2 separate regions of the Homo sapiens genome follow, and region 1 is linked to region 2. Evidence: chromatin loops called from intact Hi-C (ENCODE). Cell type or tissue: mammary epithelial cell. All regions are shown on one strand. Each heading gives the region's core, and the rest is flanking DNA. Links, peaks and the distances in the headings are about the cores only.

Region 1 (15,612 bases), core at 3,545-11,544, 76 kb before region 2:
TTATAGTCACAACTGCTATATTTTCTTTTTCAGTCAGTTTTCAGATGTCTGGTCTTTCCTCTGCCACGTCTTCCAGGGCCAGACATTTATTTGTAATATGCCTCTTTAGTGTCACATTAATAATAATTGAAGATGCTACGCTGTCTGCTCTGTGCTCGCAAAGATGAGAAAGACGGGGCATTTCCCAGAGGGAGCACACCATCTACTGGGGCTGGCGGTGGGGAAGAAGTAGAGGGAATGGGAGAAGGAGGTGATGAGACAGGATCATAGATCCTTTACCTCAAGGCAAGGTACCAGTAGTGCCAAAGGAGAGTATCCCAGCAAGCTATGTGTGTGAACTGGAGATGAAATCCAGTTAGGGGCAGCCTTAAGGAAAGAAAGGGAGGAATTAGAAAAGACTGCATATATTCATAGAAGGTGGCATTTGAACAGGTCCTTGAAGACTGAGTCGGCACAATGTTGCAAATCTGAGAAGGACATCAGGGAGGAAGGAATAGCCCAGTTTGGTTGAAAGTAGGTTACTTGAGGGAGTTGGTAGAGGTAAGATTGAAAAAAATATTCTGAGAGAACTTTGGTTGAGAAGGAGTTTGGTCTTCAGTTGACAGGCAATGGGAAAGCCTTGAAAATCGTTGAGCAGAGGCTCAATATGCAGTCAAATAACTACCACTGTTTTTCTGTGTAACATTTTTATTGGAAAGAAACAAATGGCAAACAAGCTAGCTGATGTGGCGATCTTATTTAAGTCAAGGAAACTGCATTGTGACACAGAACTAACTACATCTTACCTCTTATACTTGCTACATGTTTGTCACTTTATATATAAATGTTTTTCATATTAATAGCCTGAGAGGCTGTGAAGTACTACTGAGAGAATCCTCAATAGAAGATGTATGCAACAACATGGATAAATCTCAGAAGAATCGTGCTAAGTGAAAGAAGGCAGATTCAAACATTTACATACTGTGTGAATTCATTTATATGACATTCTAAAAAGGGCAAAACCATAGAGAAGTAAAACAGAACAGTGGTTGCCGGGGGTTAGGGTTGGGGGAAAAGATCTGACAACTTTCAAGAGGAAAGAATTCTTTGGGGTTTTAGAGTTGTTCTGTATCCTGTTTATTTTGGTGGTTACAAGAAGCTATGCATGTGTTATAGTTCATAGAGCTTAACATCAACATTCGTACTATATAGGTAAATTTAAAACACAAATATACAAGGAAAAGAAGGTTCAATTATGTTTAGATAATGTTTTTTATGTCCAATTCTTCAAAAACTGGTAATCTCTTGTAGTATGTATGGCAAGTATGTACATAGATAGATTTAACTAACTATATATATCAATGAATAATAAATTATCTTACTATAGCTATAAAAGAAAGCCTACTATGTTTTCTCAGATATTCAGGGACTTTATTAGAGATCCCACTGTCCTTGTGGTATTAAGTAGATATGACATTTGTGAATAATATATTAATTGTTTTTACAGTGACTACTCTTGAAATATTTCATCTTCTAAGATTTCCTTACGCATTCCTCTTCCAATCTTGTCTGTGTTTGAAATGTGCTTAATAAAGTTTTTTATTATAATCATATTAAATGTAAACCTCAAATCAGACTGGATCTTACAGATTTTGATTTAGTGATGTTCAAATAAATGAAGTTAGCTTTTGAAGTATGGTTGTCAGGTACACTTTTCTCTCAGCAGAGAATCTCGGTGATAGGTGACTGTGTTTTCAAAGTACAGCTATTGCAACACATAATCCAAATCAAAGTCTCAAACCACATTGTCAATGTGCTGAGGATGGAAAGTAAAGGGCTTTGTTGTTTATTATAGCCCAGGATAAAAAGAGGGACTGACCTATTATAGATTACAAGTTCCAAAATTATTTCATTCCATGTTTCCTTTGAAGCTTTTTTTTCTCTTACTCTAACTTATTGTGTGTTTTTGACTAAAATAGTGGTTGATGCTTCTTTTAAAATAACACATTGCCTTTTGACTTAAACCTGTGTTTAACTCTGTAGAATAATAGGTTCCTGGGGCTGAGTGTCGTGCTCCTCAACTCCACCACGTTTATAGTTTACATGTTAATAGGGATGGTGCTCCCTGCCAGAGAAGGGGCCCCAACCAAATCTAACTTCTCTTTAGAGGCAAAGGGCTGCAGCCACAAACCACATGAAGTCCTTTTGTGGCATGGGATGGAATGAACCGTTTGGATGTGCATTGGTGTTTTTAGTTTCATTCTCATGGATGGCTGTCACTGATGATAAAGGGCAATATATGTTCTTAGAGTTATTTTTAAATTAGTAAAATTTGGTAGATGAGATTTCAACGTCCTTAAAACGTTCCAGGACACTGACTTCATCAGACATAATTGGAACATCTTTACTTGTCAGCTGTATTTCCATTGCATAGTTCCTCATTTCTGCCTGATTGCCATTGGTCGAAACCCTGTCTGAGCCTTCATTATATTCAGACTGCTTCTGTTCTCTTTCCTCCATATACACAGTTGCAGAACTGACTAACAAGGCAGACACATTAAAAACTCTCTAATTGATTATTATTGTTCTCAGGATAGAATCCAAAATTCTCAACTGGTCTCAAAAGTCTGGAGACCTTGCCTTGCTCATTCTAGCAGCTGCGTTTCTTACTGATTTCATTCCCCACCTTACTTCTTCCTTCCCGAGAGCCTTGGTACATGTTCCCTCCACCTCGAATGCTCTTCCTCCTAGACTGCTCTTTCCTTCCCAATCTTCAGATGCCTGTTTGAGCAGCCCTCCCCAGAGATGACATCCCAGAGCCCTGAGTCTGAGTCAATGCCCCTTGGTATGAATACCTCTTATTTCTCCTTAGCAGCACCTGTCAAAATTGCAATTGAGTAATTAGTTATGAAATTATTTGTTGGTTGCTTTCCCTGGTAGAACTGGCCCATCTTCTTGGGAACATTTCTGTCTTATCCCCTGGTGTTTCTCCAGAGCTCAGCCGAATGCCTTTGCTCATGGTGTTTGTGCAATGATTATTCATTGAACAAATAAATGAAAGACCAAGGCAACCATATTGAATGAGCAAAGTGGCAAAATGAGAATCAGCACAAGTTGGTTCCATTCTGCACATGAGTTGTGGCCGACTGCCACTGTTACTACTTGGGACCGTCATTACAGCGGTTACCACTGTTACTACTTGGGACCGTCATTACAAGACTGAACGAGGCCGGGCGTGGTGGCTCAGGCCTGTAATCCCAGCACTTTGGGAGGCCGAGGTGGGCGGATCACGAGGTCAGGAGATCGAGACCATCCTGGCTAACACGGTGAAACCCCATCTCTACTAAAAATACAAAAAATTAGCCGGGCGCGGTGGCGGGCACCTGTAGTCCCAGCTACTCAAAAGGCTGAGGCAGGAGAATGGCGTGAACCCGGGAGGCGGAGCCTGCAGTGAGCCGAGATCGCGCCACTGCACTCCAGCCTGGGCGACGGCGAGACTCCGTCTCAAAAAAAAAAAAAAAAGACTGAACGAAGGGACAAACATAGAAATGAACACCTAAGACAAAAGTAACTATTTTAAAGGAAGGGTAACGTGGGGAAGAAGAAGAAGAGAGAACAAGAGAGAAGAAGAGAAGAAGAAAAGGGCTCCCTGCTTCTAGTGAGCAAAGGCAGCCACCCTGAGCTTGTGCAGCCCTTCATATTTATTAGATAGCAAGAGCAGGGAGGAGGAGATAACAATTGGTCAGCTGCTTAATTGATTACAGGTTCATATTATTACTAATGGCTTCAGATGTACCTAATCACAAGAAACACTGCACTTGGGGTGTGACTGCCCTCAGCATTCCTTCTGGATGGCAGACGCAGTTTGTCAGTTTGGCAACATCCTGCTTTCATGAGAACAGTTTGCTGTTTACTCACATAGCCTCCAGTGGTATATTGAGTCGATGATGGCCCTCACTCTCTCGGCCTCCAACAATCAGTGGTTCTCAAACCATACTATGCACATGCATCACCTGGGAGGCTCCATTCTCAGAAACACTGATTTTTTACATTTGAAGCAGTGGCCAGGAAGCTGCATGTGTAATGAGCATCTTGGGTGACTTTGATGCAAGTGTTTGAGGACCATTCTTTGAGAAACACTGCTGTGAAATGATGATTTCACACAAAACCAGACCAAGGTTATTTTAACACTGCATTCATGCAGACTCTTTTGGATATGGTGATCAAATTCAACATCACCGACTTGAAAACAGATTTACAACTTAGAGAAAATTAAAAAAAATAAACTTCTTATAACTGAGTAGTAATTAAAATGTGGAAATATTTGAAAAAAACTATTCATGATAAAATTAGTTCAAATATTTTATCTAAATAGTAAGTAAGCTTATGATGCTGTTCAAACTAGTAAACACACGAATGCTGGTAAGCATATATAAATCAGTTATGATGACAAAAGACTAATTTTCCCAAATTAATCCTTTATTTTGTTTTATTATTTTTAAATGAAGGACCAATATAGATAATTAATATAGAGAAAATACACATTCATATAAAGGCACATTAAATCAGCCTTAGCTACCTCAGTTGATGTTCTCTTAGATTTTTACTCTATACTATATATTTGTTTAATATGATATATTGAACATAATGTTATGTGATATAATTGTAATATAATGTTGTCTTGCCTTAGATGAATAAACTCCATAAGTTCCAGGGTAGGGTCTAGGGCAATTTCTCTGGCCTACAAAAGTGTTCAATTAATATTTATTGAATAGGTATGGACTCATGTATTTTAACTCTCATGCAATTCTCCTCCACACCCAGAAGTTAGAAGAAAATTAGTAACAAACAAATATTCACATACCAAATTAACCCTTTGTAGAAAACCCAAATAGCAGCCCATTTCTGCTGCTATAACAAAATACATCAGACTGAGTAATTAATAAATTAAAAAGCTTTATTTATCCAGAAAGCTGTTCTGAAGGCTACTAAGTCCAAGATCAAGGCAAAGGTGGATTCAGTGTATGGAGAATCTTACTCTCTGCTTCAAGATGGTGCCTCTTGCTGCATCCTCACATGGCAGAAGAGATGAAGAAGAAGATGAAGATGAAGAAGATGAAGATGAAGAAGAGATGGCAGAAGAAGATTAAGATGGTGCCTCTTGCTGCATCTTCACATGGCAGAAGAAATGAAGAAGAAGATGAAAATGAAGATGATGAAGATGAAGAGGATGAAGATGAAGAAGAAGAAGAGATGGCAGAAGAAGATGAAGATGGTGCCTCCTGCTGCATCCTCACATGGCAGAAGAGATGAAGAAGAAGATGAAGATGAAGAAGAGATGACAGCAGAAGAGGAACATGGTGCCTCTTGCTGCATCCTCACATGACAGAAGAGATGAAGAAGAAGATGAAAATGAAGAAGATGATGAAGATGAAGAAGATGATGAAGAAGAAGAACAGATGGCAGAAGAAGATGAAGATGGTGCCTTTTGCTGCATCCTCACATGGCAGAAGAGATGAAGAAGATGAAGATGAAGATGAAGAAGAAGAAGAAGAGATGGCAGAAGAAGATGAAGATGGTGTCTCTTGCTGCATCTTCACATGGCAGAAGAGATGAAGAAGAAGATGAAGATGAAGAAGATGAAGATGAGGAAGATGAAGAAGAAGATAATGAAGATGAAGAAGAGATGGCAGAAGAAGAGGAAGATGGTGCCTCTTGCTGCATCCTCACGTGGCAGAAGAAATGAAAGTGCAAGGCAGCTCTCTGAGGTCTCTTTGGACTTTAATCTTATTCATGAAGGACTTTAATTTCATTCATGAAGGTGGAGCCCTCATGGCCTAGTCACCTCCCAAAGGCCCCACTTTTTAATATCATACCTTGTTGATTAGGTGAAAGGCCTCTAGTCACCTCCCAAAGGCCTCACTTTTTAATATCATACCTTGATGATTAGGTTCCAATATATGAATTTTGCAGGGACACATACATTCAAACCATAGCACCGAGACTTCCCCTTCCTACCTCAATAGCGTGGGCAGCAGAGACATACACAGTTCTCCTTGGCAGCCACCAGTTCATGTCTCTGCTGTCATTTCTGGCACATCAGTGTGTGTTTTAGGCAGGATGACAGTGGCTTTATACATTTTTCAGTATGATCACCTAATTTCACATTAGGTGATGGTGACTCGGAACCAATGTGAAAAGAAAAAATTCAGACGCAAAAGATGATGGTTTTCACTCTTTATTTAAGTATGTTCTACTTGTGCCCAAACCTGATGCTGATTGGATTCTCTGTGCTTTTGCTTTAATGGGATAACGGAAGGGGAAGAATAAGAAGAATATGACTGAGGGAATGTTCTGCTCTAACTGGTCTGTTTTTTATTACATTTTATTTTAGAGGTGCCATAAATGCATTTTCTTGGCTCTCATGTCTTTTTAAGAACTTTATATATTGTAACTGTCTGGGAAAATTACCACCTTATTTAAATTAAGTATCCTTAAAGAGATCAGCCTTTATAATGATGAAAGACTCATTTTCCCACATGAATCCTTTATTTTGTTTTATTATTTTTAAATGAAGGACAAATATGGATAATATAGATTTTAATATAGATAAAATACACATTCATATAAAGGTACATTAAATCATCAGCTCTAGCTATCCCAGTTGATGTTTCCTTAGATTTTTACTCTATCTGTATCATACATTTGTACATTTAACATAATGTTAACTCTATTCATATATTAATATATCATAGCTCTCCAAGCTACAGTCCATGTAGCAATTATTGCTTCAGAGATTCCATGGAAGCTACCAGGTTTGACAGTTCTTAGTACTAATAATCCTGTTCTTGGACTCTGCATCCAATTCATTCTGTGTCGCCTGCTAGTTGTGGGTTGAGTTAAAACCAGTTGGAAGAACAAAAATGGCATTAAAGATGTGTTTAAATTGTCATTGTGAATATCTTTATTTTACTTTTGTGTTTGAGGCTTCAGATTCTTAAATAACACAGTTGCTTCTAAAACATTGGCTCTTCTTTTCTTTTCTTGGACTTCCATATCAACGCCCAAGACAGTACCTTTTTTTTTTTTTTTTTTTTTATAAGATAGTGAATTTTTTTTTTTTTCGAGACAGGGTCTTGCTCTGTTACCTAAGCTGGAGTGCACTGGTGTGATCATGGCTCACTGCAGCCTCAACCTCCCAGGCTCAAGTGATTCTCCCACCTCAGCCTCCTGAGTAGCTGGGAATACATGCGCACACCACCACACCAGGCTAAGTGAAAATATTCCTTATATTCCATTAAGAGTCTTTTCAATACCATGATATCTTTTATTTAGTTGCAGACTTGTCGTGGAAATGAAGATGTCACTGGTCATGATCAATGATTATCCTCAGTTAAAAGTGTTCAGGTATCAGTTTATCTATATTGATCTTTTGGTTAGTAGCTGTTTTCAATATTTCAGATAGTGTTAAAAATCACTGACGAGATGATCTAGCAGGGTGTGGCATTCGACAATTTGGAAAGAATAAATTCACCATGTCCTCTGCCACAAAACCTGTCCTGTTGAATTCCCAGGGTCATGGCCACCCCACTGGCATCCTGTGAGTCTTTCCTGTTTGCTAGAGAGATCAAAAGCTCAGGTGGTGGTAGTGGTGGTAGTGCGGAAATAAGCATAATTCTCTTACGCTACAGGAAGTATGTTCAGCATACATATGAAGCTCTCTTACTGGCCAAACTAGGTGTCCTGGGGTTGGAGCTTATCACATAAGCCCAGGCGTCTGAGAATGAAAGACCTGGGGCTTGAATGAAGCAATTTTGCCAACAGGGAGCTATCCAAGGTACTGGCCTCTTCCATCAGCACTTGCTGACCGGGTAGCGTGTAGCTGCTCTCCTGGCAGTGACACGTGCCATTTTGTCGGAAAGGAGCCAGCCCTGATTGCCTGAACCAAGTTCCATCCTGCTTGACCTGGTCTGACCTATGCCTGGCCTAGCCTTTCCTGACCTCTATACCTCACCTAACCTGTGCCTGTTGTGGCCGTGACATTGTCTGCTGTGACAACTGCCCCAGTTATAACCTAGACCAAACTTCTCCAACACGCAGCCTGTGGGTTGCATGCAGCCCAGGATGGCTTTGAATGTGGCCCAACACAAATTTATAAACTTTCTTAAAACGTTATAAGATTTTTTGTGATTTTTTTTCTCATCAGCTATCATTAGTATATTAGTGTTTCTGTATTTTATGTGTGGCCCAAGACAATTCTTCCAATGTGGGCAGGAAAGGAGGCCAAAAGATTGGACAGCCCTGACCTAGACTAATGGTTCTGAAACTTGGCTCAGCATCAGGGTTACTGGGAGACATTGTTAAAATAGCATGAATCAGAATCTCTAGGAGTGGGGCCTAGGAATTTGGGGACCGCTATCCTGGATTAATTTCTTGGCTGTCTTACCATGTTTCCTGGAAGAGTTGACTCTAATTCCTCTTGTTTTTCTTTTCCACTGAATGGAATGTAAATTGTAGTATTTAAATTTTTCAGAATGAATAAACAAATGATGATATATCCATACAATGGAACAGTACTCAGCAATGGAAAGGAGCAAACTATCGATATGCTCTACACAATGGAGAAATCTCAAATAATTATGCTGACTGAAAGAAGTCATACAAAAAACTAAACATATTGTATAGTTGAATGTATATAACATTCTATGACATGCAGAGTAATCCATAGTGATATAAACTCAGGGATGGGTTGGCAGGTGGGAGCACAAGAGGACTTTGTATGGGCTGGGTATGTTCATTTCCTTTATACTTTTTTTTTTTTTTTTTTGAGACGGAATCTTGCTCTGTCCCCCAGGCTGGAGTATAGTGGCATGATCTCGACTCAGTGCAACCTCTGGCCTCCTGGGTTCAAGAGATTCTTCTGCCTCAGCCTCAAAGTAGCTGGGATTATAGACATGCACCCCTATACCTGGCTAATTTTTGTATTTGTGGTAGAGATGGGGTTTCACCATGTTGGTCAGACTGGTCTCAAACTCCCAACCTCAAGCAATCCACCCGCCTTGGCCTCCCAAAGTGCTGAGATTACAGACGGGAGCCACAGTGCCCAGCCCATTTCCTTTATTCTAATCATTATTTTATGGGTGCACACACACATGAAATTATATCCTTTAAGCAATTTCTTGTTTATTGAATGTCAGCTATAACTCAATAAAGCTGTTAAAAATAAATAAATAAAAGTTTCAGGGAGATGATTGGATAAAAGTGTATTAAAAATCCTTATGCTATTAAAAACATTATGGAGGTTCTTCAAAAAATTAAAAATAGAATTACCACATGATCCAGCAATCCTATTACTGGACCTATTTCCAAAGGAAATAAAATCAGTATGTCAAAGAGCTATCTGCATCTCATGTTCACTGCAGCATTAGTCACAGTGGCCAAGATTTCTTAGGAACCAACCCAAGTGTCCATCAACAGATGACTGGTGATGGCTCACAGGGAAGAGAGAATGAGCTCCTCTCTGTATGGTGGCTGCAGTATGCTGGAGGTGCCTGTGACATGACTAGGCCCCTTGCTCCTTCCCCAGCCCAAGGACAGTAAAGGCAGTATCTGTACTGCTGCAGTTGCAATGGGAGAGGGGCTATGGTTTGTCTCTAGGATTTCTTCCCCAGAAAATGTAAAGCCTCCACCGACTGAAGTGTTCAGGCAGAGGCAGGGTGGTTGTGCTAGGAGCCCAGTTTGAGAGGCCCTGCCCAGTGAGGTATAACAGAAGCAGGGACATGCGGAAAACAGTCTGGCCACTTTTCCATCAGGCAGCCATGCTGTGCTGGGGATCGACTAAGTCCTTAATTTTTTCACTCCCTCCCAAGCCTGAAGGGAACAGAGGAGGAGAAAGCTGCAAAGCAGCAAAGGTAGTGGCTTGCTTGCTACTACTGGGAGCTCCGTCCCAGGGAAGTGCAGAGTAGCTGTTGGCCTGAGAGCCCAGATGGAGATGGGATGGCTGAGGTCCCACATTGGGAGGCTCTGCCCAGTGAGGAGTAGTAGGGAAAGGTACCCACGTGGAAAACAGTGTGGCCACTTTTCCTAAGGCAGCAAAACTTGTGGGCCTGCCTGCTCCCTCTAGGAGCTCTGTCCCAGGGAAGCACCTTCTACCCTTCACCAGGCAGGGCCCTCAGCCTGGGCCCATAGAGCAGCTTCCCACTCCCAAGTGAGCATTTCCACTGGTGGTGGCTCTGAGTTTCTCTGGGATGGATCTTCCAGAGGCAACTGACAGCCCCTCTGCCACTACCACTGCAGTGGTTCTGCCCTTGCTGCCCTTATACTAAGGAAAAGGACAAAGAGCCTGAGGGCTTTACTTATACCATCAGCTGCAGCTGCCCTAAGGAAAGAGGGCAGTCTGTCTTCTCTGTGAGCCTTGTTCCTGCTGTTTGTCTCCAGGCAGAGCCTCCTGGCTTAGGCCCACAAGGCAGCCACTGGAGTCTGGGCCAATTGCACTGATTGGTCACGGCTCTGCATTTCTCTGGATTGGAGCTTCAAGAGACAAGTGAAAGGCCCTCTGCCATTGTGTCAAGGTCCCTGACCCGAAGCTGGGTAGGGAACGTAAAGCCTGAGCTCACCCCAGGGCTGCAATGTGCAGCCCAGGAGTGCCAAGTCTAGATCTGCAGCCAGCACTCAGGTAGGAGAGGAGCTCATACTCTCAGAGCACAAAGAGGGAGCAGAGCTGCAAATGTGAGGAAATACAGAGGAGCCATGTGGCTGAGCACAAGCCTGCCTATCAGCCATGACGCTTAAGCACCATTTACTGGATCACAGCCCAATTGCAATGCCAAAAATACTTTGCTAATATACCCACGTGAAACCAAGGACAAGAATTCAAATAAAGACCGTGAACAAAGCCTTGGGCCTCTGAAAACACCCAGAAACAAATGCAACTGACCACACACAAATTACACCACAGCTAGAGGAAAACCAGCCCACACAGATGAGAAAGAACCAGTGCAAGAACTCTGGCAACTCAAAAAACCAGAGCGTCTTTTTACCTCCAAATGACCTCACTAGTTCCACAGTAATGGTTCTTAACAAGGCTGAAATGGCTGAAATGACAGAAATAGAATTGAGAATGTGGATCAGAATGAAGATCATCAAGATTCAGGAGAAAACTGAAACCCAATCCAAGGAATCTAAGGAACAAGAGAAAATGATACAGGATGTAAAAGACAAAATGGCCATTTTAAGAAAGAAGAAAACTGATCTGATAGAGCTGAAAAACTTACTTCAAGAATTTCATAATACAGTCACAAGTATTAACAGAATAAGTGGTCAAACTGAGGAAAAGAATCTCAGAGCTTAAAGATTAGTTTTCTGAAATAATTCAGTCAGACAAAAACAAAGCAAAACCAATAAAGAATGAAAAAAAAACCTCTTAGAAATATGGGATTATGTAAAGAGACCAAATCTATGACTCATTGTTGTCCCTGAAAGAGAAAGACAGAAAGCAAGCAACTTGGAAAACATTTTTGAGGATATAATCCATGAAAATTTCCTCAACTGTAATAGCAAGGCCAACATTCAAATTCAGGAAATGCAGAGAACCCCTATGAGATACTATACAGGATGACCATCCCCAAGACACATAGTCATCACATTCTTCAAAGTCAGAATGAAAGAAAACATGTCCCTCTCCCTCTCCTTCTCCCTCTCCCTCTCCCTCTCCCTCGTCTCCCTCTCCCTCTCCCTCTCCCCGGTCTCCCTCTGATGCCACCAAAGTTGTGAAAGCCGAGGCTGGACTGTACTGCCGCCATCTGGGCTCACTGCAACCTCCCTGCCTGATTCTCCTGCCTCAGCCTGCAGAGTGCCTGGGATTGCAGGCGCACGCCGCCACACCTGACTGGTTTTTGCATTTTTTGGTGGAGACGGGGTTTCGCCGTGTTGGCGGGGCTGGTCTCCAGCTCCTGACCGCGAGTGATCTGCCTGCCTCGGCCTCCCGAGGTGCCGGGATTGCAGACGGAGTCTCGCTCACTCAGTGCTCAATGTTGCCCAGGCTGGAGTGCAGTGGCGTGATCTCGGCTCGCTACAACCTCCACCTGCCAGCCGCCTGCCTTGGCCTCCCAAAGTGCCGAGATTGCAGCCTCTGCCCGGCCGCCACCCGTCTGGGAAGTGAGGAGCGTCTCTGCCTGGCTGCCCACCATCTGGGATGTGAAGAGCCCCTCTGACTGGCCGCCCAGTCTGGGAAATGAGGAGTGCCTCTTCCCGGCCGCCATCGCCTGTAGGAAGTGAGGAGCGTCTCTGCCTGGCCGCCCTGTCTGAGAAGTGAGGAGCTCCTCCGCCTGGCAGCCGCCCCGTCTGGGAAGTGAGGAGCCTCTCCGCCCGGCAGCCGCCCCGTCTGCGAAGTGAGGAGCCCCTCTGCCTGGCAGCCGCCCCGTCCAGGAGGTGGGGGGCAGCCCCCGCCCCGCCAGCTGCCCCATCCGGGAGGGAGGTGGGGGGCCAGCCCCCACCGGGCCAGCCGCCCCGTCCAGGAGGGAGGTGGGGGGGCGTCTCCGCCTGGCCACTGCCCCGTCTGGGAGGTGGGGGGCGCCTCTGCCCGGCCGCCCCATCTGGGAAGTGAGGAGACCCTCTGCCGGGCCGCCACCCTGTCTGGGATGTGTACCCAACAGCTCATTGAGAACGGGCCATGATGACGATGGCGGTTTTGTCGAATAGAAAAGGGGGAAATATGGGGAAAAGAAAGAGAGATCAGATTGTTACTGTGTCTGTGTAGAAAGAAGTAGACATGGGAGACTCCGTTTTGTTCTGTACTAAGAAAAATTCTTCTGCCCTGGGATGCTGTTAATCTATAACCTTACCCCCAACCCCATGCTCTCTGAAACATGTGCTGTGTCCACTCAGGGTTAAATGGATTAAGGGAGGTGCAAGATGTGCTTTGTTAAACAGATGCTTGAAGGCAGCATGCTCATTAAGAGTCATCACCACTCCCTAATCTCAAGTACCCAGGGACACAAACACTGCAGAAGGCCGCAGGGTCCTCTGTCTAGGAAAACCAGAGACCCTTGTTCACATGTTTATCTGCTGACCTTCCCTCCACTATTGTCCTATGACCCTGCCAAATCCCCCTCTGCGAGAAACACCCAAGAATGATCAATAAATACTAAAAAAAAAAAAAAAAAAAAAAAAAAAAAAGAAAAGAAAAGAAAACATGTCAAAGGCAGCTGGAAGTAAGGGGCAGATCACCTTCAAAGGGAACCTATCAGACTAGTAGCAGATGTCTCAGTGGAAACTCTACATGCCAGAAGAGATTGGGGCCCATGTTCAACATTCTTAAAGAAAAGAAATTCCAACCAAGAATTTCATATCTAGCCAAACTAAGTTTCATAAGTGAAGAAGAAATAAGATCTGTTTCAAACAAGCAAATGCTAAGGAAAAATTTGTTACTACCAGTCCTGCCTTATAAGAGGTCCTTAAGAGAATGCAAAATATGAAAAGCAAAGATCATTACCAGCCATCACAAAAAAATACTGAAGTACATAGACCATTGACACTATGAAGCAGCCACACAATCAAGTTTGCGTAATAACCAGTTAACAACATGATGATAGGATCAAACCCACACATATTAATATTATCCTTGAATGTCAATGGGCTAAATGCCCCCAATTAAAAGGGACAGAGTGGCAAGTTGGATAAAGAAGCAAGACCCAATTGTACACTGTCTTCAAGAGACCTATCTCATATGTAATGATTCCCATAGGCTCAAAGTAAAGGGATGAAGAAAAATCTAACAAGGAAATGGAAAACAGAAAAAAGCAGGGGTTGCTACTCTAATATCAGAAAAAACACACTTTAAACCAACAACAATTAAAAAAGAAAAAGGAGGGCATTAAATAATGGGAAAGGGTTCAGTTCAATAAGATGACCTAACTATCCTAAATATATATGCACCCAACACAGGATCACCCAGATTCATAAAGCAAGCTCTTAGAGACCCATGAAAAAACTTAGACTCCCACACAATCATAGTGGGAGATTTCAACACCCCATCTACAGTATTAGACAGATCATCAAGGCAGAAAACTGGCAAAGAAATTTGGAACCTGAGCTTGATACTTCACCAAATGGGCCTAATAGATATTTACAGAACTCTCCACCCCAAAACAACAGAATATACATTCTTCTTATCTGCACATGGCACATACTCTAAAATTGACCACACAATTGGACATAAAACAATCCTCAGAAAATTAAAAAAAAAACCCAACCTGTCATACCAAACACACTCTCAGAACACAGTGCAATAAAACTAGAAATCAATACTAAGAAAAGCACTCAAAATCATATAGTTACATGGAAATTAAACAACCTGCTCCTGAATGACTTTTGAGTACATAATGAAGTAAAGACAGAAATCAAGAAACCCTTTGAAACTAATTAGAACAAAGATATAACATACCAGAATCTCTGGGACACAGCTAAAGTGGTGTTAAGAGGAAAGTTTATAGCACTAGAGACACACATCGAAAAAATTATAAAGATCTCAAATTAACAACCTAACAACTCACCTGGAGGAACTAAAGAAACAAGAGCAAACCAACCCCAGAGCTAGCAGAAGACAAGAAATAACCAAAATCAGAGCTGAACTGAAGGAAATAGAGATGTGAAAAATCATACAAAAGATCAATGAATCCAGGAGTTTGTTCTTTGAAAACCTTAATAAGATTGACAGACCACTAGCTAGACTAATAAAGAAAAAAGAGAATATCCAAATAAACTCTATCAAAAATGTCAAAGGGGACATTACCACTGACCCCACAGAAATACAGATAACCCCCAGAGACTACTACAAACACACAAACTAGAAAACCTAGAAGAAATAGATAAATCTTGGAAACATACAACCTCCCAAGATTGAACCAGGAAGAAATACAATCCCTGAACAGACCAAAAATGAGTTCTGAAATTGACTCTGTAATAAGAAGTCTTCTAACCAGAAAAATCTCAGGACTAGATAGATTCATAGTCAAATTCTCCCAGATTTATAAAGCTGGTGCCACTCCTACTGAAGCTATTTTTAAAAATTGAGGAGGAGAGACTCCTCCCTAACTCATTCTATGAGGCCAGCATCATTTTGATACCCAAACCTGGCAGAGACACAACAAAAAAAGAAAACTTCAGGCCAACATTCTTGATGAACACAGGTGCAAAAATCCTCAGCAAAATACTAGCAAACTGAATCCAGCAGCACTTAAAAAAGGGAATCCACCAGGATCAAGTAGGGTTTATTCTTGGGATGCAAGTTTGGTTCAACATACACAAATCAATAAATGTGATCCATCATATAAGCAGAACTAAATACAAAAACCACAGATGACCATCTCAACAGATATAGAAAAGGCTTTCAGTAAAATTCAAAACTTCGTATTAAAAACTCCCAACAAATTAGGCATTGAAGGAACATACCTCAAAATAATAAGAGCCATCTATGAAAAACCCCACAGCCAACATAATACTGAGTAGGCAAAAGCTGGAAGCATTCCCTCTGAGAGCCAGAACAAAACAAGGATACCCACTCTCACGACTCCTAATCAACCTAGTCCTGGAAGTCCTAGTCAGAGCAATCAGGCAAGAGACAGAAAAAAAGGC
Region 2 (15,612 bases), core at 5,090-13,089:
GTTTTCTCTAAGACATCTAGAAAGATGTATGTGTGTGCCATATATGTAGTCATCAGAACTTTTTCAAACAACTGCTCGGGGACAGGATGAGGCAGTGAGGAAATGAGCAAATTGCTACCATTCTCCCAGAAAGTTAATGTTATATTAGTGGCTCTATTTTGGAGGAGGAAAACAATCCAGTTTCAAAGTTAGCATAAGCATTATGCTCATCACTCTCTCACTTCCTTACAGAGGGCGCAGGAGAGTCTGTAATTTCATGCCAAGTGCTCTAATGACGATGTGGCATGGCTTTTTGCTTTACCTGGTTTCTTCCTATACTAAAGGGAAAAGGAATTAAAGGCAGTTCCAATGTTGAAACATTGAGCCCAGACCATTACAAATAAAAACAGAACAAATCCTAATGAAAGGAATAAAATTCCCTATAGGAGCTCTGTAATGAGAGAAGTCACCGGGTGCCCAGAGTAGTCTGAGAAGCATACATTTAATGAGGTTCTGGTAAAACCGTGGGGACCTAGCCATTCTCTCAATGCAAATGAGCGGTTCCCATCAGCATTGTCCTCATCCTTTGGTGAACTCCTCTCCTTTCTCTCTTTCTTTTTTAAAGCATAACTTCATGCTTACAGAACAGTCAAAATAATAAAAAGAAATGGAGTGCCCTTTATCCAAACCTACCAAATTGTTAGTATTTCTTTCTATTTGCTTGCTTTATCATTCTTTCTCTCTCTCTCTTTCTCTCTCTCTCCACACACACACACACACACACACACACACAGACTCACATTTTTATTTTTTTAGCCATTTGAGAAGTTATTTTGTCCCTTTACCGTAAAATACTTTCAGGTGTATTTCCTTTGAACAGAAAAGAATCTGCTTACATAATCCCAATACAATTATCAAATCAGGAAAATTAACAATGAAACTATCTTTTTTCTAATCTATAGCTCTTATTTATTTATTTATTTATTTTTGAGACAGAGTCTTGCTCTATTGTCCAGGCTAGAGTGCAGTGATGATCACAGCTCACTGCAGTGATCACCACTGCATTCCAGCCTGAAGCCCCTCCTGGGCTCAAGTGATACTCCTACCTCAGCCTCCTGAGTAGCTGGGACTACAGGCACACCTGCCTAATTTTTTTAGTTTTTTGTAGAGATGAGGTTTCACCATATTGCCCAGGCTGGTCTTGAACTCCTAGACTCAAGCGATCTGCCCGCCTTGGCCTCCCAAAGTGCTGGGATTACAGGTGTGAGCCATGGTGCCTGGCCCTTATTCAAATTTTTCACTTATCTGACTAATGTCCTCTGGAGAAAAAGAAAAATTACATTTTTTTTTTTTCTGATCCAGGATCCAATCGAGGATAGCCTGTTGCACTTGGTTTTTGGGTCTCTTTAATCTCCTTTGATTTGGGACAGTTCCTCTGTCATACTTCATCTCTCATGACCTTGACAATTTTGAAGAATATTTTGTAGAACGTTCCTCTGTTTGGGTTTGTCTGATAAGACGTAGGTTATGATTTTTGGGAGGAGGATCATGAAAGTGATGCTGTGTCCTCCTTCATCAGCATGTCAGGAGGCACATGAGTTTGGTCTACTCCAATATTGGTGATGTTAGCTCTGCCTAGCTTTTTGAAATCCTACTTCTTTTCTGTGATTTTGAGACAAAATAACTTCTTCTTTTCTTTTTTTTTTTTTTTGAGATGGAGTTTTGTTCTTGTTGCCCAGGCTGAAGTGCAATGGCTCAATCTCTGCCCACTGTAACCTTGGCCTTCCAGGTTCAAGCAATTCTCCTGCCTCAGCCTCCCAAATAGCTGGGATTACAGGCATGTGTCACCGTGTCCAGCCAATTTTTTGTATTTAGTAGAGATGGGGTTTCACCATATTGGTCAGGCTGGTCTCGAACCCCTGACCTCAGGTGATCCACCCACCTCGGCCTCCCGAAGTGTTGGGATTACAGGCGTGAGCCATGGCGCGCAGCCCAAAATAACTTCTGAGACTCTTAAAGACACATAAATTGAAGTTGGCCCTGTCTTCACTCTTTATCTGCCACTGCCCTCCCTGCTCCAGATCTATTCTCTCCCCTTCTTTGCTGCATTTTGTACCCTGGGAGGCTGATTGCTAGGAAACTGCCTCCCTTGGCCTTCTCTGCTCCTAGCTTCCTAGATTCAGCAGATAGAAAATACCAGCAAGAGATGAAAGTGTGGAAGGCGAGGAAAGTCAAGGAATTCATTCCCCTGGGTCCCTCACTGCTTTGCTTTAGGCCCGTGTCCTTGGCAGGGGCTGTGCACCTTCAGGACCACAGCTCATTGTGTCCTCTCAGCTCTGGTGTGGGTGGCCTCCTGCTACTTCCAGTCTCTAGGTGCCTCAACACACAGCTGTGCTCTTAGCTCTACCCACACCTCGAAACGCAGTCCTTGGCTAAAGATTCTTCATTTTTAATATGTGAGTTGAATTCTGTTTCCTGCCATGACTCTCACTGGTCCAACTTTTACGTAGAACTTCTGGGGAATAGATGTCATGAAAGAGATGGCCTTTTGTACAGTGTGGACAGAAGGGCCAGTGATGGCATTTAGTACATTAAGAAGAACAAAAGCCAGTTGTTGATCATTTACTACAGGTAAGCCACCAAATCAAGTCCTGAAGAACTGCGAGACATATTTCTTTTTCCTCAGAGTGCTTAGAATGGAATCGAGGAGATCGATGGTGTACGATAGAGGAGTTCAGAAGGGAGCGAGATCCCTAAGGCTTGAGCAGTAAGGGAAAGTTTCTGGGCTGCAGCAGAGGACATGAGAGAATTCAGGTGTATTAAGTGTTTTCTGTTGGCCAGGCCTGTTACCCAGAGTTTTGTTCTCTCTTTTATTTCTCTTATTTCTTTTATCTCATGGTCGCTTCATCTTACAGGTGAGGACACAAAGGCTCAGAGGAGTCAAGTAATTTGTCTGAAGTCATAGATGTAACTTGTGAACCTGCTGGGATTTGAACCTAGTTTTGTCTGAAATCTAAAGCTCATGCTCTTTTCATTGTAAAAGCAATAAGGAGTAAGACACGGGGCTTCATAAAGGAGAGATGTTGGGAGAATTGTCAGGGAAGCAGGAATGTTTGTGATGTTTGGAGTCATTAATTTCTGAGAGAAAATAAAAGACATACAAGAAGAATCAGAGTGTAGCGAGGGCTACAGGGTTTCCACAGGCCAGTCTCTTCATATAGAAACCAGGTGAGTGCTATTGCCTATGATGCAAAGCCAATGACCAACAGATATGATGCAGAAGAAAGATTGTACAAGATGAAAGTCGGCCATCCATTAGAGTGGAATTGTCCGGATGCCTTATTAACGGTTGGTGAAAATATCCTGAATATAATGAATTGCCATTTTTGCATCGATCTAAGTACAAAAAGACAATGTTTAGACAAGAAATAGTTAAATGTTTTATCATCCCATATCCCAAGTTAATAACAATTAGATTAAAATTTAGTCCAAGGGATTGTGTGCTAAGATAATATATTTCAACATATAAATCCTAAGTACTTAGATTTACACACCACCTTTCTTCCAAAGAGTTAAAGGCTGACAACCAAAAAAAGGGAGATCAGTCGAAGTCTCAGAGCAAAGGCTAGTCTTAGAATTAACAGAATTAAACCAATACAGATAGAACATTTGTCAATTAAAAGTGCTCAAAATAGGCATTATTCCATTCCTGCCTCACAACAATTTTGTAAGCAAGTACTGTTAATATTATCACTTGGCCAGGAGCAGTGGCTCACATCTGTAATCTCAGCACTTTGGGAAGACAAGGTGGAAGGATTGCACGAGCCCAGGAGTTTGAAACCAGCCTGAGCAACGTGGTAAGACATCATCTCTACAGAAAGTTTAAAAAATAAGCCGAGTGTGGTGATGCACACCTGTGGTCCCAGCTACTCAGGAGGCTGAGGTGGGAGGATTGCTTTAGCCCAGGCCAGGAGGTAGAGGCTTCAGTGAGCTGTGATCACACCACTGCACTCCAGCCTGGGTGACAGAGCAAGACCCTGTCTCAAATATAACATATACATATAAATATAAATCTATATTTTATAATAAAAATTAAAATACAAATATATAAATAATAAAAAAGTAATATAATATGTAATATATACAAATATATAATGCTATAATATATTTACAAAAATATAGGCCAGGTGTGGTGGCTCAAGCCTGTAATCCCAGCACTTTGGGAGGCCGAGGTGGGCGGATCATGAGGTCAGGAGATCGACACCATCCTGGCTAACACAGTGAAACCCCATCTCTAATAAAAATACGAAAAAATTAGCCGGGCGTGGTGGCAGGTGCCTGTAGTCCCAGCTACTCGGGAGGCTGAGGCAGGAGAATGGCGTGAACCCAGGAGGCGGAGCTTGCAGTGAGCTGAGATGATGTCACTGCACTCCAGCCTGGGCGACAGAGAGAGACTCCGTCTCAAAAAAAAAAAAAAGAAAAAAAATACATATTTACATACATTTATATATAAATATATTTACATATATAAATTTTATAGTCTATACAGATATATAATATACTGTATATAGTATCATCAAATATATAAATACATATTTATACATAATATTTATGTATTTATATATGTATAAATATATATGGTGATAATATATAAATATACTTATTTATATATCATATTTATATAATATATATAAATATATATGGTGATAATATATACAGATACATGATCACAACTTTCCAGTTGCCTGGTTCTGAGTTTGCGTCTCCTTATTGAATGGGAAGAATGAGTCTTCTATGCCTGGTGTTAGGGCTTCTTACCTTCCTCTAGGCTCCAAGTCACTTTCTTCACTTTCCAACACCCTTCTTTTTGTCATAGTCCCTTACTTTTAGCAGTCTGGTCTCCTTGCCTGCTGATGCCTTCACTGGTATGTAAGGCCGTTGCTGATGATAATTTAAGGTATCATCTTTCCAGGGGGTTCCAAATTTTAAAAAAAACTCTGAAATGAGTTTCAATTTAATTTGATTCAATCAATTCAATTTTTAAAAAAATTGGAGCTTTACTGGTACTGTCACAGTTGATAATATTGGTCACATGGTATCATATTCTGGGGTAAGGAAACCCCACATACCACGTACTTTTAAAGAAAAGTCTGGGCCAGGTGCAGTGGCTCAGGCCTGTAATCCCAGCACTTTGGGAGGCTGAGATGGGCGGATCACCTGAGGTCGGGAGTTCGAGACCAGCCTGATCAACGTGGAGAAACCCCGTCTCTACTACAAATACAAAATTAGCTGGGTGTGGTGGTGCATACCTATAATCCCAGCTACTTGGGAGGCTGAGGCAGGAGAATCACTTGAACCCAGGAGGCGGAGGCTGCGGTAAGCTGAGAGCCATTGCACTCCAGCCTGAGCAACAAGACTGGAACTCCGTCACAAAAAAAAAAAAAAAAAGAAAAGTCTCGTCCAGGTGCGGTGACTCAAGCCTGCCTGTAATCCCAGCACTTTGGGAGGTGGAGGCGGGCAGATTGTCTGAGCTCAGGAGTCTGAGACCAGCCTGGGCAGACTGAATGAAACCCCGTCTCTACTAAAATACAAAAAATTAGGTGGTAAGCGCCCCTAGTCTCAGCTACTCCAGAGGCTGAGGCAGGAGAATCACTTGAACCCAGGAGGCAGAGGTTGCAGTGAGCCAAGATGGTGCCACTGCACTCCAGCCTGGACAAGAGAGCAAGACTCAGTCTTGAAAGAAAGAAACGAAAAAGAAGGAAAGGAAAGGGGAAAGGGGAAAGGAAAGGCAGTCTGGGCATGGCCATCAGAGGAGCAGAGAACATGGCATAGACCTTCCACAATGCAGTGGAGGTGGAGTAGAAGTGTTTTGGGTTTGCTCTTGGCTTTTTTTCTCCTGTAGATCTGTTTTCTTTTTTTATGAAGAGGCCATGGGTTTGGAGGAGTGGACCCTTGAGGTATCTGAGCTTGGCTTTGCTGCCGGGCTTAACCTTAACATCCCATACTCCTCCATCTTCTTAAGGGAATAAAGGAAAGGTTACAGATGGATGGCTCCCATCATCACATTACAGTGGAGAAACATCACCAGACTTACTGCTTTCAAAGAGTAATATAGAAATGCAAACTTGAAAGGCCACCTCCAAAATCCTGACATCTGGCCCTCCCACAAAGATGTCCAAAGGAAGAAAAAAATTGATTTCCATAAAGCTGGCCCTTTGCAATGTGCAGCTGTCCTCTTGGTTACAACAGATAATTTTTCCTAGATTAGCAGCACAATGTTGATTTATTGGGTTTAGCATAAAATTCCTGGAATGGAAAGTGAAAAAGATGTGAGATGTTAATTGTTTTTTTTCCTCCCTATTTGCTAGGAAATAACTCCCAAAGGTCTCAGGAATTATGGTGGAAATTCTCCCCTCTTGTCTTTGCTGACTCAAGCAAAGGGCAGGCAGTACAGAGTTGAACTCCGTCCTTAACTCCCAAGAATCTCAAATGATAAGTCTCTCCTGGACACTGCACGGGGAAAAAAGACCATTCCCATGGGTGGAAAGCAGGTTGTAACAAAAAAAAAGGTCCAGATTGTGCTTCGGGAGTAGGGGAAGACTGGTTTTCAATGATAGTACTTACTGGACAACTTTTTCCCACTCCTAGCCTGGACCCAACCTGAATATTTGAAATTGATACTTTTCCAGAAGATCCGAGCCATGTGTCCCTGTACTTAAATAGAGACCAAACTTTTGAGAAGTAACTCTTCCCACATGTAGAAAAATGAAATGCTTTTCTTCCACCATAGTAGTAAAAGCATAAAACAATTCTCCACAGGAGTTTGCAGATGGGATCAATAATTTGTTTTTTTCCCTTTTATTGAGATGAAGGTAAATTCCTAAAACAGACTTCTTTTTATTTGCTATTATTTTACAATTTATTTTTATTTTTTGTGGAGATGGTGGTCTCTCTATGCTGTGCAGGCTCATCTGGAACTCCAGAGCTCAAGTGATCCTCCCATCTTGGCCTCCTAAAGTGCGGAGATTACACATGTGAGCCACCATGCCTGGCCCTAAAACAGATTTCATTCCTTATGCTTAAATCTGAATGCATATTGCTTTTCCTTCGTTCTTCAGCATCATGAATGAACACTCACACTGTTTTGACATTGGTCAAGTTGGTCTCAACTCCAGCCTGGGCAGTCTGCATTCCCAATCAATGCATCTACATCCTGTATTCAACAGTGGCGTAGAAACTGCTGTGCTCCAAATTCAGGGTATGCAGAATTTTAGTCCTTCCCTTTTATGTGAAAGTTAAAATTTAAAGAACAGTAAAAGGTAAATAAGTCATAATTTAATATAAACCTCAGGCAGAGGCTATGTTACTCATAGCTTTGCCATCTGGAATTTTGATAAATTAGATTTGGATTATCTCTTACAGATTGTAGTTTACCTTTAAAGAGGCCAAATGCTATTTCCTGTCAGTTTTCTTAACTACCTGTCAAGCACAATTCCTCCTCATAGCCTAGGACTGATTACAGTGAAGGAGGTTTAGGCCACAGCTGATCCAGCCATCATCTGCTAGCCAAACAAAGTGGTTAAAAATCAGTGCAATTCTGCCATCAGCCAAATTTTAGAATGAAATACTTTAGGGGCAGCTGCTCTTTTACCAGAAAATCATATAGCTTTAGCACTTCCTTGCTGTCTGAGATTTCCAGACCCCCTTGATATGGTTTGTCTTTGTGTCCCCACCCAAATCTCATTTTGAATTGTAATCCCCATCATCCCCACTTGACGAGGGAGGGACCTGGTTGGAGGTGACTGGATCATGGGGGCGGTTTCCTCCATGCTGTTCTTGTGATAGTGAGTGGGTTCTCATGACATCTAATTTTTTTTTTGTTGTTGTTGTTTTTTAAGATGGAGTCTCGCTCTGTCGCCAGGCTGTAGTACAGTGGTGTGATCTCGGCTTACTGCAACCTCCGCCTCCTGGATTCAAACAATTCTCGTGCCTCAGCCTCCCCAGTAGCTGGGATTACAGGCACACACCACCACACCCAGCTAATTTTTGTATTTTTAGTAGAGACGGGCTTTCCCCATGTTGGCCAGAATGGTCTCGATCTCCTGACCTTGTGATCCGCCTGCCTCAGCCTCTGAAAGTGCTGGGATTACAGGCTTGAGCCACCGTGCCCTACCAACATCTAATTGTTTTATAAGGGGCTCTTCCCCCTTGGCACTCTCTCTCGCTTTCTCTCTTTCTCTTTCTCTGTCTCTCATGTTGCCATGTAAGACGTGCCTGCTTCCCCTTCTGCCATGATTTTAAGTTTCCTGAGGCCTCCCTAGCCATGCGGAACTGTGAGTCAATTAAACCTCTTTCCTTTATAAATTATCCAGTCTTGGGTATTTCTTTATAGCAGTGTGAGAATGGACTAATATACCCCCTAAAAAAATCCCTTGGAAATGAACAAATTCCATCTATCTGTATGATAGACTGGTGAGTCATAGAGCAGCCCAGAGAAACACAATGGTCCATTATAGAGTGAGAAGTTGTAGGTGTTAAAGAAGATCACAAAGGAAACCAGTTCTTGCTTTCAGCTCAGCCTACATATCCTGGCTGTGATCTCCATGGCACAATCAGAATTTTGGAATGGTGCTCATTTTAATCTTATGAGTCAGGGCTTATGCGTATTCATTAAAACACCACAGGAACAGGTGGTATACAAAAGCAGAAAGCAAGAGGGGGTACAGAGAGCAGTCAAACATTTTTTCCAGTGAATGTGGGAGAAAGAGAGGAGAGAGGAAAAACTATGTACATTTCGGGAATTTCCTCTGGTTGTTTTGTGGGCAGAGTGACATTCAAGGATACAGGCTCAGATGGGGTTATAAGCCATTGGGGGTTACAATTAGACTTCTAGTTCCATTTGTCTTTTGCTTTGAGGAGTTTCTGTGGTTTTCTCTGGGAGAGTGATAGTACTGGTTTGGGATCTCTCTCTGTGTTGAACTCTTCCAGGTCCTTCTTGAGAAGACATGAATAACTCTGCACTGTCTTTTTCCATAACTTGAGAGGAATTAAAAAATAATATTTAGGCCAGGCACAGTGGCTCATGCCTGTAATTACAGCACTTTGGGAGGCTGAGGCGGGCGGATCACCTGAGGTCAGGAGTTCGAGACCAGATTGGCCAACATGGTGAAACCCCATCTATACTAAAAATACAAAAATTGGCAGGGTGTGGTGGTGCTCGCCTGTAATCCCAGCTACTCAGGAGGCTGTGGCAGGAGAATCACTTGAACCCAGGAGGCGGAGGTTGCAGTGAGCCAAGATTGTGCCACTGCACTCCAGCCTGGGTGACAGAGTGAGACCCTGTCTCAAATAATAATAATAATAATATTTAGGCATTTTAAATTGGACAAGCACACAAGAACATCGCTGCTGTAACTGGGATGGACTCAGCACATATGTTCATGGATCTTCCCACTCATCTTGCTCTCACTTGGCTTTTGCCTGGCTGGGAATGGCCATCTGAGCCACTGGTACATCAGTGTGTAAACCTGCCAAGTTCAGCTTGGGTCTCTGTCTTCCATAAAGCCTGCCAACCCACACATCTGGACTTCCTTCTGTCACTGCTACACAGATTCCATATATGTTTCCTGAATGTTTTTGTGTTCCACCTGAAACACCAGCAATTCCAATTGTGGGATTATATCTTTAGTAAATGTCTTCTATAGCCACGTGGCGGCAAGCACAGAGTAGCACACAGTGGGTTCTTGGGTAAATATCGGTCAAAGGTGTGAGTCATAGAGAACAATTAGAGCTAGAAATTTATTGCCAGAAAGAAGAGAAAGGAAAAGCAGGACTGTAGGAGGGGTGGGGAAACTCAGCTTAAGGCTACCCAACTGACCATTTGCTTGTGAAATGTCTTCACCTGTTTTGGAGGACAGCGGAATGTGTATCTGTTTCCACGTCTAACAGCTGAAGGGTAAAAATATCTCAGTTTAGAGCTCTTTCTCAGGCATCAATCTGGTCATTTGGGCTGCCCTTCTCTTGGACTTAGTTATTCCAGGTGTAGGATACGGGGGCCACTTGTGCACCAGAACAGAAGGAGCCCCTACGGGGGACGTGTTGAGAAGACTGTGTGGGCATGGAGAAGTGGTTCTATATGGAAGTCCTTCTAAAGGCCAAGATAAGAGACCCCCTTCACCCCCCCACCCCAACTCCTCTCAGCATTTTTAGAGACTGGGAAGCATTTCTTGACAGTGCTTTGTTTCTGAAAGAAAGCAAGACAGAAAAATTTGGAGTCACTATCCAGGAGATACTTTGTCCTCCTAGAGAAAATAAGGCTCAGAAACAGTGGTCTGAGTATTTGTCTTAGAAGAAGTGGATACAACTGAATCTGAATGAATCTTTCTCCCATGATGAAACAAAAAATTCCAGCACAAAATCTGTGAGAATCTTTGTTGTGAGAAATGTGAGAAAATGAAATAAATTTTAGCCCTGATGAAAAAAAAATTGTTAACCCAAAAATGAGCGGTTACTAAATGTAAGACACAGAGATGTATGTATACATATTTATATACACATGTATAGATAATTGACACATTATATATATGATGTGATCTACCACACACACAGGCCTACAGGCAATTGACAAGTAGGAAATGAGGAAGTCAATCAGTCAATCAGTTTCAAGGACTCTGCTGGGTGATCTACATTGTTATGTGCCCTGAAGGGTAAATATAAAGGGACAGGTGTCCAGATTGCCCTGCCTTAGAATTAGCTGCCTTTTTTTTTTTTTTTTTTTTTGAGGCGGAGTCTTGCTCTGTTGCCCAGGCTGGAGTGCAGTGTCACGATCTCAGCTCACTACAGCCTCCGCCTCCTGGGTTCAAGCAATTCTCCTGTCTCAGCCTCCTGAGTAGCTGGTATTACAGGCACCCGCCACCATGCCCGGCTAATTTTTGTATTTTTAGTAGATATGGGGTTTCACCATGCTGGCCAGATCTGGAACTCCTGACCTCAGGTGATCTGCCTGCCTCGGCCTCCAAAAGTTCTGGGATTACAGGCGTGAGCCACCGCATCCAGCTAGAATTAGTTTTTAATAAAGAAAAGAGGCTGAGTAGAACCTTACTAGGACATCAAATAGTCCTGGTCAGGGAAATAGAGACAGTAAGAACAGAGATGTAACCGCTGAGTTAGGGACGCTCAAACGCACTGATAGGACTGCAAATCCTATGTTTGGATGCGGCCAGCCCTTGCAAATGTAGAGCAGTCTGTGAGTAATTTGAGGAGATTCTGCTGTCCTCAAATCATCTCCTGTAGCCATATTTCATGACACTTCCTCTCCTGTTCTAACATTTGAAATTCTCCCCTCGGAGGACTACTTCAGTCTAGATAATGAAAATAAGGTCATTGCTAAAGCCCTCAATTCCACTGTTTTTCAGCCTTTTAAAGCCTATTTTTTTCTTGGCCAACATAAAACATGCCTTCCTTTAATGTTATCTGATGTTTTAAAATAAAAAAGTTGCAACTAAGAACAATGCAAAAATTTTATTTCGTTCACTTCATCAAACTACGAAGATTCCCCTCTCTATCGCCTCCCATTTTCTGACTGAGGAGTGTGACCTGGATGCAGAGAATGTGAGCTCCATGTGGGGAGTGGCTGTATCTTGTTTGTTGCTGTTTCCCCAACTTCTAGCAGTTTTTGGAGCAAAATCAGGGCTCATGTTTGTCCTTCCATCTGGAAGATGTGGCTGTGGCTGTGAATCTGGATGAATCTTGTGCCATGAGGAGAAAATCAAGGCATAAAATCCGTGGGGATGTTTTTAACACAGAGAAGCAGAAGTGATGGGTCTGTGCCTTGGAAAGTCTATGACAGTCTTCATGGGTTGATGTTTTCCAGGCAGCACTCAGAAAGCTGCCCTGAGTGGATGAGCTAGGAGGTCCATAATTTCCATAGGGTAGAAGGACAGATAACAGTAACAAGCCACCAGTGGCCACGTAACTGCAACTATGATCAGAGAAACAGGTGAGGGCAGTATGGGTCTTAGAACAGGTTTCAGAAACTCAGGCTTTGGTCAAGCAAGAGGGGACATTGGGTACTACGGGGATGGAAGTGACGTACAGAGGACAGTGGCGTGGAGTGAAACCGATCATCTAGCCCTCTGCCCCAGACACCCCCAACTTCTTGTCATCTCCTTATGCAAGGACCCAAAGTTCTTCTGACTGGCTGCGCCTCCAGCCTCATCTCCTGTTCTGTTTCCTCTTGCCTGCAGTTCCAGCCACATGGATCTCGGTGCTATTGCTCAACCATGCTGCAGAATCACTACCATCTCTCAGCCTTTGCCCCTGATGCCCCCTCTGCCGGGAAGCCTCTTTCCCTAGATACTGACACTGCTTTTCACTCACTCCATCCAAGCCCCGCCCAGATTCACCTTCCCAGAGGTCTTCCCTGGACACCCCATCCAAACCACACCCTCTTTTCTTCTCTTTCTATCCTCCTCTCAGTTGCTTTATTTTTCTCTGTGATAATCCTCACTCTCTGACTTTACATCTACTGTATATCTATATCTATACACACACACGCGCGCATTTGTTTATTGCTTTTTCCCCCTACTAGAATGTCAGCTCCCTGCTATATTTCCAGGTCCTAGAACAATACCTGGCTCACAGCATCTTAGTAAAATGTTCGTGGGACAAGTGACTAAAGCAGATATGGTTTTGAATCCAGGCCTGGCTATGTATTGGTTGTATTATGTTGGAAAATTACTTAATCTTCCTAACCTGACTTTGCTCATTTGTAAACTAAGTTGATTATACATTTCTCAATAGACTGTGGTAAGGATACAGCACACGCAAGCCTGCCTGTGCCTAGTGCATAGTCAGTGCCCAATAAAGGCTGTGATTTCAGCTTGGTTTATATTTTAAATAATTTGCTCTTTGTTAGCTACAGATCTGAAGAGATTTCCAGCCCAAATCCTGTTCTGTACTTTTTCTTGAGCCAGGAGTGTAGGGTGGTGGTGAATCACTGATTCACAAGTGTGATGGAAATATGTTTTAGTGAGATGCATAAAGAACAAAAAAAAAAATCACAAACGTTTGACTTTTCTTAAGAATAACATACTATCTATCTTTTCCTTGTGGGAGAGATGTTATGACCTTCCGTATTATTTCAGTTTATGGAAAAAACATGTGAGTGTGTGTATGAATTGTAAACTCACCTCCGATCAGCCTCTGAGGGATGCTGGATCTATGATACACTTTGTCCTTCTGAGAACAAAACTCTTCCCAGGTAAATGCGCTTGGAACATACATTTATTTCTGTCTTAACCTGATTTTTGATCGTGTTGGAGGATGATGACAGTTGGGAAGTATAAAAGGAAGAAATCTAAGAATAGAAAGAACTAGATCAATCTTAGTGTACTTCTGGAGAGACAGACAATGCTTGAAATTGTGGTTGTAGAGACCTAGTTTGTTAATTTAAACCATCATTTGTCTATTTTTTAGAAAAGACTCACGAAGAAATTCTAACGGTGAGTAAAGCAAATCTTATGGCCCCAAATATGCCAGATATGCCAGATAAAATTAATATTTTTTTCCTGAAAACTGTTTTATATCATGCAGTGTTGCATAGTTTGCTTATCTGACAATGTGTATCTTGGGATACTGGAACATCAGTCACAGGAGTTACTATTTTCTTTTAGCATAAAAAATTTAAAAAATCTTTAGAGATGTAGTTCTAAAAAAACAAAAACAAAGTAAGAGGGGAAGGCTTGCTGAAGAAAACATGACCTTTTAAATAATTCATCTACAGTGCTTCTTGAAACTAGAGAAATACCGTGTATGGGGATTCATGTTTTATAAAATATCAGTGAGACCATTATTTGCTGAAAATGTTTTTCTGGCACTGATTAAAATTATTAATTATTTTACTTTTCTCACTTAGATTATCTAATCTTAACATTTCTTTTCTTGTTTCTTCTAAATCCTATCTCTCAAAAGGTAGGATTAATTTATCTTTTGCTTACAAAAACAATATCTGAGTGGAGCCCTGGATTGAAATTCAAGGACTCACTAGGTGTCTACTAATGTAGTAGGGATAACATTGAGTGTTACAGCTTGGAAGCTGATTACCTTTATGACATACAGCTTGGAAGCTGATTAGCTGTGTGACACTGGGTAACCCACTGTTATTCTCTGTGCTTCTATTATTTGTTCTATAGGAATAAGATAATGCTGACCAAATGATATACTAAAAAGCATTTGTGCAGCTGAGAAAATAAAGATGCTGATGCGCCATATTATTGAAGAAATAATTCTTGCTTTTGTGTCTGTTCTAGGGGAAAAGATTAAGAGAAAGAACTGAAAATTGAATTCTGTTCTACAATAAAAGTGTAGCTGCCAGGCTCATCCTTAGAGCCCGCAGAAAATAAAGAGGTGCCATGGATCCGGCACCAATGGTTCTTTCTGACAGAGGCCTTTGGCCTTCCAAGCCCCTCACTCTGCTGGCCTATTGGAGAATGTGTGCTGATTCCCAGAAGAGCCTCATGCCCTTTCTGCCTCCTGCCCAGGTCCTGGAAGTTTTCAGAGAAAAGGGTGCCATTATCCAAGTCTAATAATTTTCTATTTTAAATGCTGAATTTTATTATCGGGTAATCATCATTGTGGAAAGGCAAAGCCATTCACTAATAGGAAGCATACTATAAATTCATAGATGACATTTGCTCATGTTTTCCTGTATGAGATCTGGAAGCCAAGTGTTTAAGCATGCACCCACTCCCCCACAACTTTTTTTTTTTTTCAGATGGAATCTCGCTCTGTCAACAGGCTGGAGTGCAGTGGCGTGATCTCAGCTCACTGCAACCTCCGAGTCCCGGGTTCAAGCGATTCTCCTGCCTCAGCCTCCCGAGTAGCTGGGACTACAGGCATGCGCCAGCACACCTGGCTAATTTTTGTAGTTTTAGTAGAGATGGGGTTTCACCATGTTGGCCAGGATGGTCTCGATCTCTTGACCTCATGATCCGCCAGCCTTGGCCTCCCAAAGTGCTGGGATTACAGGCCTGAGCCACCGTGCCTGGCCGCACCCACCACTTTTTAACATCATACAAGATTAAGCTGAAAAATAGGTGATTACTAAATTTGATATTCTGGAGATGTGATGGTCATGGAAGATCTTTTGGCATAATCCCTCCACCTGTTGCCTTGGGTTTGGTCCTTCTTATTTCCTGTCTAGGTAATTGAAGTGGCCTGCACTTGGACTTCCTTCTCAATAGCCCTTCATCTGCTCTCACATTGTTGCCAGAGTGCTCTTCTCAAAACACAAGTTTGATCAAGTAATGTTTCATTTAAAATTCTGGGCTGGGTGTGGTGGCACAATGCCTGTAGTCCTAGCTACTCGGGAGGGTGAGGTGGGAGGATCGCTTGAGCCTGGGAGTTTGAGGTTGCAGTAAGCTGAGATTGCACCATTGCCCTTCTGCTTGGGCAACAGAGGGAGACTCTGCCTCAAAAAAAAAAAAAAAAGAACAAAACAAGAAAATTCTTCATTGCCTCCTCATTGCCATCAGTCTAAAGTCCAGATTTCTTAACTAGGTGCCTAATGAAGACTGGTCTTGAAAAAATTGTTTGAACTTGCAAAATATTGTCATTGGAAGAGTTACAAGCAGG

The links. A loop is a pair of places that touch in the nucleus more often than their neighbours do. Peaks named below come from ENCODE experiments on the same cell type or tissue, not always from the same donor. Only the 100,000 strongest peaks of a DNase experiment are listed, where the experiment ranks them.
Region 1: a loop joins it to region 2, with 2.7 times the contacts of the local background. A loop is called at or near these places in 4 of 110 quality-filtered maps.

What each region holds. Positions count from the first base shown.
Region 1 is chr4:169,816,101-169,831,712 of GRCh38, forward strand. No RefSeq gene overlaps it. Among named protein-coding and RNA genes, the nearest start is that of HPF1, 66 kb to the left of the region's middle. RefSeq lists a silencer at 10,050-10,234. In mammary epithelial cell, for the core only: no CTCF peak of the experiment used is centred there; a DNase peak (open chromatin) is centred at 7,811.
Region 2 is chr4:169,890,871-169,906,482 of GRCh38, forward strand. No RefSeq gene overlaps it. Among named protein-coding and RNA genes, the nearest start is that of LINC02275, 77 kb to the right of the region's middle. In mammary epithelial cell, for the core only: no CTCF peak of the experiment used is centred there; a DNase peak (open chromatin) is centred at 8,581; H3K27ac peaks cover 1,439 bases.